2 separate regions of the Homo sapiens genome follow, and region 1 is linked to region 2. The links are chromatin contacts, found by Hi-C or POLR2A ChIA-PET in ENCODE. All regions are on one chromosome and are shown on one strand. The core of a region is the stretch at or near the end of the contact, and the rest is flanking DNA. Distances in the headings are between cores, read along the strand shown.

Region 1 (7,153 bases), core at 4,382-6,881, 100 kb after region 2:
CATTTATTAATCTACAGATGCTTCCACATGTCAATTCCAACACTTATAATAGACCTTACTGAAAAATAGCCCTTTTCCTCACTGGCATAATCTTTCCATAACAACACTCCAGAGTCACACACTGCTAATCGACTGGAGATGGCACAAATCTTATTGATCATCCTTATTCCTGCACATATATAACATCTTTTGAAATATGGCTAAAACAATTTTTTTCTACCATATTATACCCTTTTCTAATAGTTGTAATAGTTTAAGAATTAATACACAACCTCCCCAAAATCATGCCCATCTTTCAGGATTGTAAAGAATTAAAATATTGAATTCATTTTCTTCCATTATGAAGAAAGAAATCATCAGGTACAAAACCAACAAAAGTATTATCAGCTTGATGTAAAAGCCTTCTATTGAGAAAAGTAAAATAATAAATAAAAGACAATTGATATACTTCAGGTAGATAATAAAAATTTAATAGCAATATCATAAAATAAACACACATATTAAAAAATCAAGTATTTAGTTTCGGATATTAGAAATAATATACATAATAAATTCAACATACTGATAGTGCTGCAAGATAAGATTTTATTTTTCAAATTACATATTATGCCAACCAGCCTGCTTTGGACTCAGAGGTTCAAAAACTTTGCTTTTATTACGAAGAACATCTGGACTGTAGACACCTCTAACGAAACCAGGTTATACTTGGCATATTGTGATTGAAGCTGTGTGATCAACATCTTAATGACCTAACTAAATCCTCTCATAACAGAAAGAAGTTCAACAGGCAAACATTTCCCTCCCTAGGATCCTAGTTACCAAAACTGTCACAGTGTCAAAATAAAAATAATTATTTCCTCCTTTTTAACATCTTATTGTCCTTGAAGCTTATGTATGGAGGAAGTTAAAAACCAAAAGAGCAACTTTAAGCTATATGCTAAGTCAGTGTTAAATCCACAGACTAATTTTTCGATATAGTATTCCTGGTTCTGGTCCTTAAAGAGAAATAAAGGCATTAAACCAACTTTTTATATGTCAAGAAATATAATTTTGCTATTCTTTCATAATCAAATCTTTCAATGATTTCTAAGACTGTTTCTACAGCCTGTGTGCTAGTTCAGGAGACACACTGATTGTAAAAGGACTTGAGAATATAAACTTTAAGGCTAAAAATTTCATCTTCAAAATGTATAGATGTAAACAGAGCCCTTGACAAGGTGATTTAATGTAGAACTGCTGGCCAGAATGAAAACAAGTACTAGACAGAAAAAAGATCATGCTTAAAGACTCCATTGAAAAACCACAGACAGGTCCTTCATGACATAGGTAATTCCTTCAACCTAAAGACATTTGCTGAAACTCAAAGTTACCCTATTGCATAGTAAATCTTCAAAACCATTAAGTCAGGTTCTGGGTCAATGTTTCCTATGCTTTGGTTGGATGATTTAATAAAGTATATATTTTATGAGATTTAACCATGGAATTCAATGAACAAAATAGATAAAATATTAGAATCTTCACTGAAAAATGGCATGTTTCTCCATCTTTTTCATGCAATAAGAAAGTCCATCTTAAATCTGATTTTTTAAATAAATAATTGCTGTATTTCCCACTGAAGCTTGTTATTCTGATAAGCCAAATTCAAATGCTTTCATATAGTTGAGGATTAAAAAACATTTTGAGGATTATTCATCATTATCTGTAGAAAAAAGAAAAAAATTGACTTCATTTCAAATCAAGCTGTATCTACTTTAAAAAAAACCCATTCTTGTTCATGCTAAAGGAGAAGAGCTTTAATGTAGTTTTAAACATACTTTTAAAATTATTTTATCACACATTCCTTGTAAAATATTCAGACAATACAATGAAGAATAAAATGGGAAGCAAAAATCATCTGTAAGTGAAAGACAACCAATGTTAACTTTATATAAATCCTCCCACAATGCTTTCCTATGCATACACAAATATCTTTTAAAAATTACACTAAAATGCAGTTTTGAAACATAGGTTTTCCACTGAAAACACCCTAGTGAATGGAAAGGTGGATACATAAGTGATAATGTAAGATTAGAAAATGCTAATGTTAGAATCTAGGTGGTGGGTGCATGGGTGATCACTGTAAAGTTCTTTCAGATTTTCAATATGATAAAAATTTGACAATAAAATGTTAAAGAATAAATCATGGATATATTCTATGTTGACTTCAATGTCTGCAGAGTATTCTGTTTAATGGATATGACATAACTAACCATTACTATTTATAGACATTTTTGTTATTTTCAATTTTTTTAATTCTAAAGATTATAATCAAGTGAATTAAACAGACTGGTTAACTTAATCTTATATGCAAGCACTATCTTCCACATTCTAGCAAAAGTGATCTTTCATTAAAATCCAAGGGTCATGTCAAATCACTGCACTGCTTAAAACATTTGTTAGCTCCCTGCTGCCTCAAAATGGAATCCACGCTCCTTAACGTGGATTACAAAGCCCTTCATGATCTGGCCTTTTAAATATTTCTCATCTTACCAAATTTCATTCCCCACCTTCCTTAACTGCCCCTATAATTTATGCTTTAGGAACACTGAATTGCTTATAGTTTCCCTACTACATTTTGCATACTTCCATGTATGAGTACTTATTTGCATTAAATTCCCATTTGTCTTTCAGAATCCAACTTTGATGTCCTCTCCCCTAGGAAGACCTATCCTGTCACCATCAATGTAGTTGGATCATTACTTTATAACTTACATACATTTTATTGCTTCCAAGGTAACACTTATCACTGGACTATAATTTACTTACTTTTCAAATAATCAGGAAAGTAATGAACACACATATCCATAATATGTAGAATTAACAAAAGCTAACTTTTGGCCATAGTGGTTTGGATTATTTAAGTAAAACCATATTACAGATGCAGAGTACCCTTTCTCAATCTTACTGCCTTCCTTTCTTCCCCAGGGGCATTTTCAGTACTCTGAAATTGATGTGTATTCTTCCCGCTCATGGTTTTTGCTTTTATTTTTATTACGTACATGCACATCTAAATAAAATTGTTTAGAAACACTACATAAATGGTGTAATATTCTACTTATTCAACTCATCATGTTTGTGGGGCTTATCCATATTGACAGTCGGAATTTAATTCATTCATTTTAGCCGATGTATACAATTTCATTACATAAACGCAGCCCAATATTCCACCTAAAATGAATATGAAGAGAAGGTATGTGTCTCTTTCTTAAGAGTCTATAATGGCCAGGCATAGTGGCTCATGCCTGTAATCCCAGCACTTTGGGAGACCGAGGCAGACAGATCACCTGAGGTCAGGAGTTTGAGACCAGCCTGGCCAACATGGTGAAACCCTGTCTCTACTAAAAATACAAAAATTAGCTGGGTGTGGTGGCACATGCCTGTAATGCCAGCTACTTGGGAGGGTGAGACAGGAGAATTGCTTGAACCTGGGAGGCAGAGGTTGCAGTGAGCCGAGATCATGTCACTGTACTCCAGCCTGGGCGACAGAGCAAGACTCCATCTCAAAAAAAAAAAAAAAAAAAAAAAAAAAAAAAGAAGAATCTATAAACTTGGGCCGCTAATGCTAATACTCAATGTGAGAACATGGTAGCCTCTGCCAGGTTGCCACTGGCCACAGCTGTTATACTCCTCTCCTTGTGGAAGAATTTATTAGGAATACTATCAAATCGCTTACACATTTTATTAGCTCTATTTGACTTCTGACTCTGGATAGTATCTAGCTATGGAAAAAAAAGCATTAACTTTATCAACGGCTGAAGATATTGACGCTTACCAAACCTGCACCATAACAGTATCAGGAGAGTTAAATAGCTGAGGCTGTCTTTTCAGGACTTATATAATTTCCAGTGAAATAAAACAGAAATGTGTTTTTGACAATCTTCTTTTTAACTTGTATCTTAATGACTTGATGTCACTTTCGGGTGAGCGAGATAAAATTTTGCTTACCCCTTCCCTTCTTTACTCTCCCTTTTCCCCAACACAGAAAATAAAAGTGTGTAAGTACCATATGTAGATGACATGGCTTTACCATCTCCTAGATGTGGCCTAAAAGATAGCTGTCTGGACAACTATCTCTAAGACAGGTAGGCTGGGTGCGGTGGGTCACACCTGTAATCCTAACACTTTGGGAAGCTGAGGTGGGAGGACAGCTTCAGGCCAGGAGTTTGAGATCAACATGGCGAAATGCCATCTCTGCCAAAAAAATACAAAAATGAGTCAGGCATGGTAGCTCACGCCAGTAGTACCAGTTACTCAGGAGGCTGAAGTGGGAGGACTGCTTGAGCCCAGGAGGCGGAGGTTGCAGTGAGTTGAGATCATGCCACTGCACTCCAACCTGGGTGACAGAGCAAGGCCCTGTCTCCATAGAAAAAAAAAAATCCCAACAAAAAACTCCCCAAATCAAAAAGAACAGCTATATATGGGCTCTACTGACTTCCAATAAGAAGGAGTGCAAAACGGTTATTCTGAATCAATGAATATGAAATCTATATCTAGTCATTTCATTTAACTCTCATGATTAACAATACAAAACAGCAAGTCATCCACATAATTCAATATCCATTTTATAACCAGTTTCTTTAGTAGCTATAGTAGCAAGTTACAATATTTTATGGGCTGTACTCAATTTTTTTTTAAGCTACACCTGCTGTAATGGTATGTACTAAGAGTTTTAGAAAAGATTGCCAGGGTAGGCATCTTCAATTGCTTTACATTTTTTCTAGGGTGAAGGAATTACTGTCAGGCTTTATGATACAGAACTCTGGGGTTCTCTTTCCCTTTCCATTTGTGTACTAGAGAAAATCTGATATTGCTTCCTGAGTGGTGTATTAACCTAGCCTGATTCTTGGTCCTTTGCAGGGGAAATGGCCTTCTGTGTAGGCTTATATCCTTTTGAAGCCACTCAGTTGTCAAAAGAGGGTGTCAATTCTACCTTGTGAATAAGTTGATTGTTACAGCTCTCCACTTAAGGGGCAAGGCAAACTAAAAGCTCTCCAGATACTTGTTGAGCAAAACTGAACCCCAAGCACATTGTTGCTGATTACTTATGAAAAGCTCTATTGAAACAATACTTAAGGAGAACCGCCTGGAGGTGGAATAGTCTGAATATGAATAGAATTGGTTTGATACACTCTACAGAATTACTGAAATGGAATCATCCTCTGGCTTCGTGCCATTAACTTACAGCATGACATATGAGAAACAGCCTCATGAAATCTAAATATTGTAAAAATTACTGAGGATACTTTTCATTCCATTATAGCACTGTTTTGTAAAATGAAGTCCAAGGTCTCAATAAAATAAGAAATCCACAAGTACCAGAAAATGTTTACCTTTTATATTTTCATTTTGATAAAATTTTTTAATATTTAGAAAAATACAACATGTTTTACAGTAATAATTCACAACTAACAGAAATTTTCTACCACTAAGACTTGAGTTTTTTTTTTTTTACTGGGGTTTATAGACCCTTGGATTCTCATGCCTGAAAAAAATACTTTTTGCTCCTTAAAGGGATCCACATGTTATTCAAGTTTGAGGAACACTGTATGATAGTGCCCTCTTTTTAAAGATCATGGGAAAATTGTTCCTTTGGTTTCAATACCAAAAATAGCTGTCCTCTGAGCAACTAAAATGTTTTGTCTCATGAATACTGTGACTCATGTAATTAATTAGGTTTTCTGCTTTGTGAGAAAGACCAGCACCAAATTTGTTTCCTGTTTTTAGAAAATGTGGAAACCTTTTGAACATGAAGTTTGTATTCTTCATTCCTGGCTTCATGTTATACTGCTTGTGCTCATTTGTCCAATTTGTTGACTTCCCCAAACTTTTTTTTAAAACTTAATTTTCTCTCTTACTATATACATATATATATTTCAATGCAATCTTAGACTTTTTTGTATGAATATGCAAACACATTTTGTATGGAATACAAATACATTTTATAAACATTTTTATTGCTAAAATTAAGCATCAACATTTAAAACCCTCAATTTTAGTCTATGAATTTAACATTTAAAGTAATAAAATTAATGTTTGGGCAAATAATCTAGAAATAAATTCTTGTTCAAAATTTTACATATTGCTTTTTGTGTCTACAAGTTTTGCCAGGTGCAGTGGCTCACACCTGTAATCCCAGCACTTTGGGAGGCCAAGGAGGGGTGAATCATTTGAGGTCAGGAGTTCGAGGCCAGCCTGGCCAACATGGTGAGACCCCATCTCTACTAAAAATACAAAAATTGGCCAGGCATGGTAGCACCTGTAGGCCAAGCTACTCAGGAGGCTGAGGCAGGAGAATCACTTGAACCCAGGAGGCAGAGGTTGCAGTGAGCTGAGACTGTGCCACTGCACTCTAGCCTGGACAACAGAGCAAGACTCCATCTCACACACACAAAAAACGTTTAATACCACATCCTTGATAAGAACTATTCTAGGGCCAGGCGCAGTGGCTCACATTTGTAATCCCAGCACTTTGGGAGGCTGAGGTGTGTGGATCATCTGAGATCAGGAGTTCAAGACCAGCCTGGCCAACATGGTGAAACCCTGTCTCTACTAAAAATACAAAAAGTAGTCAGGTGTGGTGGCGCACGCCTATAATCCCAGCTATTTGGGAGGCTGAGGCAGGAGAATCACTTGAGCCCAGGGGGTGGAGGTTGCAATGAGCCGAGATCACGACACTGCACTCCAGCCTGGGCAATAAGACTCTGTCTCAAAAAAAACAAAAAAAAATGAATTATTCTAAGTTATAATCTTCTTTATTTTTATTTATTTACTTTTTTGAGACAGGGTCTGGCTTTGTCACCAAGGCTGAGTGCAGTAGCACAATCACAGCTCACTGCAGCTTCAAACTCCTGGGCTCAAGCAATCCTCCCACCTCAGTCCCCTGAGTAGCTGGGACTAGAGGTGCCCACCACTATGCCTAGCTAATTAAAAATTTTTTTGTGTGTAGAGATAGGGTTTCACTATGTTGTCCAGGCTGGTCTCAAACTCCTGGCCTCAAGCCATCCTCCCACTTAAGCCTCCCAAGTAGCTGGAATCACAAGCATAAACCACGGCACCCGGCTAGGATTATTCTAATTGCTAGAGCTGTCCAAAAATCTATCTAGTAAGATTTTTA
Region 2 (6,838 bases), core at 3,550-6,049:
AGGCTGGAGTGCAGTGGCACGATCTCGACTCACCGCAACCTCTGACTCCTGGTTCAACCATCATGCCTGGCTAATTTTTGTATTTGTTGAAGAGGCAGGGTTTCACCATACTGGCCAAGCTGGTCTCAAACTCCTGACCTCAAGTGATCTGCCTGCCTTGGCCTCCCGAAGTGCTGGGATTACAGGGGTGAGCCACTGTGCCTGGCCTAAATTTTTTCCTTAATAATAAAATATTTAAGGCTATGAATTCCCATAGGAATAATTTGAACTATGTTGTGTATATTTTGGTATGAACTTTTTCCTCATTGCTTTGTATATGGTTTGTAATTTCAGTTTTGTTTACATTTTGATAAGAGTTATTTAGAATATTGTTTCTTTCTTCTTTTTTTTTTTGAGACAGAGTCTCGCTCTGTCACCCAGGTTGGAGTACAGTGGCACAATCTCAGCTCACTGCAACCTCTGCCTCCTGGGTTCCAGCTATTCTCATGCCTCAGCCTCCCAAGTAGCTGGGACTGCAAGCACGCACCACCACACACAGCTAATTTTTTTTTTCTTTTTTTCTTTCTGTATTAGTAAAGATGGGGTTTCACTATGTTGCCCAGGCTGGTCTCAAACTCCTGGCCTCAAGTGATCCATCCACCTCAGCCTCCCAAAGTGCTGGGATAATAGGAGTGAGCCACCGCACCTGGCCTAGAATATTTTTTCTTAATTTTCAAGTAATTAGAGGGTTTTTTGAGGGGTATCCCTTTTCATTACTTACTCCTTTTATTTTCTTTTTTGGATTATAATCAGGGAATGTGGCCTATAAAATCTCTACTCCTGTATATTGACTTAGATATCCTTTGGAAACAAAAACAAGATTAACTTTTGTAAATGTTCCATTAAAACACAAAAGAAATATAGTTATGAAATGTAACATTCCATACATGTTTTAGGTCAAATTTGTTGTTTGTTTTATTCTATTCTTCTGTTTCTATTTATTTTGTCTGTTAGATATATGTGAGTCTGAAAAAGGTGTGTTAAAATCTCCTAACATAAAGATTATGCTTTATATGTTTAGCTACTACAATGATTGGTGAACATGACTTATGATTGTTATACCTCTGTTATCAATTTGCCTTTTGTCATTACATATTAATATGCATGCTGTTTGGACCGCTAATAGGACCGCTAGACTTGACTTCTTTTGATTTATATTTATCTGGTGGATCTTTTTTTTTTTTTGAGATGGAGTCTCGCTCTGTTGCCCAGGCTGGAGTGCAGTGGCACGATTTCAGCTCACTGCAACGTCTGCCTTCAAGCGATTCTCCTGCTTCAGCCTCCCAAGGAGCTGGGATTACAGGTGCCTGCACCACACCTGTATAATTTTTTTGTATTTTTAGTAGAGAAGGGGTTTCACCATGTTGGCCAGGCTGGTTTCGAACTCCTAACCTCAGGTGATCCACCCGCCTTGGCCTCCCAAAGTGCTAGGATTACAGGCGTGAGCCACCGTGCCCGGCAGTATCTTTTTACATATCCTCTGAAGTTTAACTTTTCTTTCTCACTTTGTTTAAAGTGAGTTTCTTTTGTTTGTTTGTTTGTTTGTTTGAGGCGGAGTCTCCCTCTATCACCCAGGCTGGAGTGCAATGACATGATCTGGGCTCACTGCAACCTCTGCCTCCTGGGTCCAAGTGATTCTCCTGCCTCAGCCTCCTGAGTAGCTGGGATTACAGGCATGTGCCACCACGCCCAGCTAATTTTTGTATTTTTAGTAGAGACAGGGTTTTGCCATGTTGGCCAGGCTGGTCTTGAACTCCTGATCTCCAGTGATCCGCCCGCCTCAGCCTCCCAAAATGCTACGATTACAGGTGTGAGCCACAGTGCCTGGCCTAACGTGGGTTTCTTAAGTAATATGTGTTTGGGTTTTGATTTTTAAATCACACCGTCAGTTGCCACTAGTTATTATCCTACTACTTTCTGATATTAAAGTTGTAGTTAGAAATCTAAAGCCAGTCTTAATCTTTTTCTATGTAAACAATTTGTTCTTTCTATCTAGAAGACTGTAGAACTTTGTCATTACCCTTGGAATTACAACACAGTAATGGAATCTCTAGTGTGTTCCGGTTTTCATCCCCTGTTCCTTGAAACTCAAAGAATTCTGAGGATGAAACTCTTTCTTTAGCTCTGTAAAATTTTCTTCACCTGTTTGTTTAAATATTGTCTCTCCTCCTTCGATTGCTTTACTCTTCTGAAATTCCTATTTATTTACAAGTTACAACTTCTAGATCCATCTTCTGGTTCCTTTATATTTGCTTTTTTGATGTCTGACTTTAAATGTTTGCTTTTTTGAGAGATTTCTTTCCCTTGTACTTCCAGACCTCTGTTCACTTCTCAATAGTTACCATACACTTTTTCAGTACATCTGCTATATTTTTAAACTTAAAAAATCATGTTCTTGAGTTCCAGTTTAACGCTGTAATTGAAGCTCCTCAATTGCACTAATTACTTTTTCTGTTCAAGTTGCCATGCCCTTTTTCAGCAGTTCTATTTTGCTGGCAACCGCCATTTCTGGATGCTCTGCTCACTCTTCCCCATTCTGGCTTTGTTGTTCCTTTGCCTATGTTATTCACCTGGGGCCAGGTCTTCAGCAGCAGCTATCTCTTGAGTACAGGAGGCTCCATGGTCTCTGATCCTGTAGACAGACAAGTCCTCAGCTGGAAAATGCTTATCTTATCTTCTCTGCTCCCCAGTTTCCTTAGCTACAAAGGTTAATTTTCTCTTAGTTGTAAAGATACAAAGTCTTTTTTTTTTGTTTAAATTTTAAAAATAATTGAGATGGAGTCTCGCCATGTTGCCCAGGCTGTTCTCAAACTCCTGAACTCAAGCAATCTACCCGCCTCAGCCTCCTAAAGTGCTGGGATTACAGGTGTGAGCCACCAAGCTTGGCCAAAGATACAAAGTCTTATTTCATTCGCCACTCCTTGAGGGCCAGAGAGACCAGCAAGTCCTTCTAGGTATAGTTGTGTCAGCTGTAGGCTGGGTTGCTGGGTAGAATATATTACATGGGACAGACTTACATAAAAAGAATTATTCATTATTGATCTAAAATTCAATTTTTGTTTTGTTTTGTTTTTGAGACAGGGTCTCACTCTGTCACCCAGGCTGGAGTGCTGGAGTGCAATCAGAACTCACAGCAGCCTTGACCTCTTGGGCTCAAGCAATCCCTTATCCTCAGCTCCCTGGAGTAGCTGGGATTATAGGTACGCACCACCATGCCTGGCTAATTTTTGTATTTTTTGTGGAGATGGGGTTTCCCTTTGTCGCCCAGGCTGGTGAAGTTGGAATTTAGCTGTGTGTTCTTTCTCTCTTTTGGGTAAATTTGGCTGCCCTAAGGCCAGGCGTGTTGGCTCATACCTGTAATCCCAGCAATTTGAGAGACTGAGGTGGGCGGATCACTTGAGGTCAGGAATTCAAGACCATCTTGGCCAACATTGTAAAACCCCCGTCTCTACTAAAAATACAAAAATTAGCCGGGCGTGGTGGCAGTTGCCTGTAACCCCAGCTACTTGGGAGGCTGAGGCGTGAGAATCACTTGAACCCTGGAGGCGGAGGATCAGTGAGCCCGAGATCACACCACTGAACTCCAGCCTGGGCAACAGAAAGAGACTGTCTCAAAAAAAAGAAAAAAAAATTGGTCTGCACTGATCAGCTGGGTTGTTCTCCTTCTTGTCTTTTCTCTTGTCTATGGATCCCATGGGCCAAGCTCTCTTCAGTAACCTCAGAGCTCTGACCCTTGCCTCAAGGTACCTCTCAGGCCCCAAGCTCTCTCTGGCCTGAAGGATGCTCCGGCCCAGGTCCAGTACAGGCCCTCTCTGTATTGAATCCCCACAGCACCTAAAACCCTGCATGCCCTTCCTTCTGCCTCCTAGGCTCCATTTGAGAAGGAGTTACAGTTACATGGAGCTGGGAGAGGAAAAGGAGACACAGAGGTGCACGTTAGGTAGCTGTGGTAGAATATGTGAGGAAAATGATTCTTAGAGCCAGCTAACCTATCATTTAAGTAGGAAGACGGGCAAAAATATTTCCAGACCTGAAAACCCTCAGAAATCCTCTTTCTCGAGTATTTTTATGAATAGGTAATGTGAAGATGTCCTCAAGCAAACAAGAGAGTAAAACAAGAAAGAAGAAAATGTGAGCACTAAGAAAAAGTCAATCCCGGCAGGGAGCACAGTGCGGGGCCGTTCCCGAGTATGAGCGGTGCAGCAGGCCTGGAGAGGAGCCAGGTCAACCGGAGCACACGCACAGAACTCCAGAAGGGAGGGGGCCGCAGACGAAACAGCGCACGGGAGGGAACGGAAGAACCTAAGGATGGGATCAAAGAGAGGCAATCTGAGTCCTTCCAGTCAACTTTTATTTGAGATGTGATAGGATCATTCAGGGCCGATCACATCAGGGATCCCACTCAAAATGTACCGTATTTAGGTTCATATCCCCAGGGCCAAGTTGAAATCAAACCAATCTCTGAATAACGATATAGGATATATGTAAAAGGCCAATGAATGCGATACACTCTGCTCAAATTCAGACACCTGAGGTCTCAAAATAACTCATTTCAAAACTTGGATTCCCACTTTTGTCCTGCCTCCATTCATTCTACCTAAAGAAAACCAAACTAAAAAATAGGCTTGTGGTTCCAGTCTAGCTTATAAGAAGTTGCTACTGTTTCCCACCACAAATAAAATGCAGAACAAACTGAAAAATCAACAATTCTATTCTTAGATCCATAAGAGAAGTGAAGTCACAGGGCAAACCGCTGCCCCCATAATGGAGCAACTGAGCGGAAACCCACAAGCTGAAACCTCTCAGGAACCTGTGTTGGGGAAGGGAAACCTGAATTGCAACTGATGAATTGCTGGAGGCTCAGTGTGGACAAGTTTGAGAGATATTAATAAATATTCCAGGGGACTGAGTCCCCCTCCAGGAGCTCAAACAGTTCCTCGCAGTGAATATTGGAGACGAATCCTCTCCTTCTGGCATGGGGAGGAGAAAAGGAACCATTTTGAAATACGCCAGAAAACTGTGTTCTTAACAATGCCTGCCCTCAGGAGAAACTATTTAACCAGAGCCTAACCTGCTGGGGTTTCATCAGACCCTAACTGACCCAGGGAAAATAAATGCCCAACTCCAACCCACTCTAGCCATTCAGTCCACCTGTGCAGGGTGGGAACTGAGACACATCTGTGAAGTTCACAGTCCAGAGGCACAGGCTGCCTAAAGAACAGATACCTAATTGTGAAATTATAGAACACTTCCCCACCCCAACACCATACCACCACATTACTAAAGGCTAATCGACAGCAGTTCCTTTTAACCAGTGCCTCATGTCCAGCTATCAAGAAAAAATTACAAGACATATTGAAAGGCAAAAATGTAGTTTGAAGAGACAGAGAAAGCCTGAGAACCAGCCTAAAATATGTCAGGGATGGTGGAATTATTAGGCTGGAAATTTAAAACAACTATTATTAACATGCTTAGGGCTGTAATGGATAAAGTAGACAGCATGCAAGAACAGATGGGCAATGTAAGCAGAGGGATGGAAATCCCAAGAAAGAACCAAAAATAAATGCTAGAGCTCAAAAGCAGTGTAATCAGAATGAAGAATGTGTCTGATGGCTTATTAGCAGACTGCACACAGCCGAAAAAGAATCTGTAAACTTGAAGATACCTCAGTAGAAACCTCCCAGACTAAAGAGCAAACAGAAAAAGAAGACTGAAAAAAAAAACAAAAAACCAGAACAGAATATCCGAAAAGAGTGGGACATACACAAATGGAAACACCAGAAGGAAAAGAATGAGAGAAAGGAACAGAAGAAATATTTGAATAGCAATGATTGAGAATTTCCCCCAAATTGTCTTCAGTCACCAAACCATAGATTGAAAAAGCTCAGGGAACACAAAACAAGATAAATTCCAAAAGAAAACTCTACCTAGGCATATCATTTTTAGACTAGAAAATCAGAGGTAAAGAAAAAATATCCTAAAAGAAGCCAGAGAGAAAAAACTTTGCCTATAAAGGAGCAAAGATAAGAATTATATGTGACTTCTCAGAAACCATGCAGGCAAGTAGAAAGTGGAATGAAATACTTAGCGTGGATGGAAAAAAACACCACAAACCTAGAATTCTGTGCCCTGTGAAATTATCCTTCAAAAGGTGAGGAGAAATTAAAGCTTTCTCAGACAGACAGAAATTGAGGGAAATTGTTGCCAGTATACATCCTTGGCCAGAAATGTTAAAAGAAGATCTTCAGAGAGAAGAAAAATGATACAGGTCTGAAACTACCATCTACATAAGTAAAGGAAGAGCATCAAGGAAGGAATAAGTAAGGGAAAGAAAATTTTTATTTTTCTTGTTCTTAATTATCTAACAACAGTTTGTTCAACATAATAATAGCAACAATGTATTCAATTATATATACATACAGATTCCAGAGAAATTAAAAGAATAATCAAGCAATACTTTGAATAACTCTGTGTCCACAGATTTGATAACCTAGATGAAATGGGGATAATTCCTTCAAAGATCCAGTCTGCCAAAAGTCATACAACAAGAAACAATCTTAATAGGCCTATACCTCTTGAAGAAATTGAATTAATTAATTAATAACTTTTCAAAATAGAAAGCACCAGGGCCAGATGGGTTTATGAGTGAATTCTACCAAACATTTAATAAGGAAATTATATCACTTCTCTACAAACTCTTTCAAAAGATAGAAGCAGAGGGATTACTTCTTAACTCATTTTACGAGGCCTGCATTATTCTAGTACCAAAACCAGACAAAGGTATTAGAAGAAAACTACA

Evidence for each region. A loop is a pair of places that touch in the nucleus more often than their neighbours do. ChIA-PET counts read pairs that join two places held with the same protein, here RNA polymerase II (POLR2A). Pooled maps may share reads with other maps.
Region 1: a map with no recorded cell type shows a loop between it and region 2 (4-fold over the local background). The contact joins two enhancer-like sites. A Hi-C loop is called at or near these places in 1 of 168 maps with a recorded cell type or tissue (endothelial cell of hepatic sinusoid), 5 of 37 single-sample maps with no recorded cell type and 3 of 50 pooled maps. POLR2A ChIA-PET finds 5 or more read pairs at or near these places in 3 of 52 experiments (AG04449, AG04450 and B cell).

The regions. Positions count from the first base shown.
Region 1 is chr4:169,392,825-169,399,977 of GRCh38, forward strand. It overlaps NEK1 (NIMA related kinase 1), which reads right to left. Exons shown (of 36, transcript NM_001199397.3): 36 at 1-1,699. The coding sequence ends at 1,686. Among named protein-coding and RNA genes, the nearest start is that of SH3RF1, 130 kb to the left of the region's middle. Within about 2 kb of position 5,632, at least 3 of the 41 ENCODE cell types and tissues checked have a DNase peak (open chromatin) inside an H3K27ac peak, as active enhancers do.
Region 2 is chr4:169,288,737-169,295,574 of GRCh38, forward strand. All of the region lies in intron 2 of LOC105377529 (a long non-coding RNA gene), which reads right to left. Among named protein-coding and RNA genes, the nearest start is that of SH3RF1, 21 kb to the left of the region's middle. RefSeq lists a silencer at 1,603-1,767 and enhancers at 4,593-4,662, 4,673-4,792. Within about 2 kb of position 4,800, at least 3 of the 41 ENCODE cell types and tissues checked have a DNase peak (open chromatin) inside an H3K27ac peak, as active enhancers do.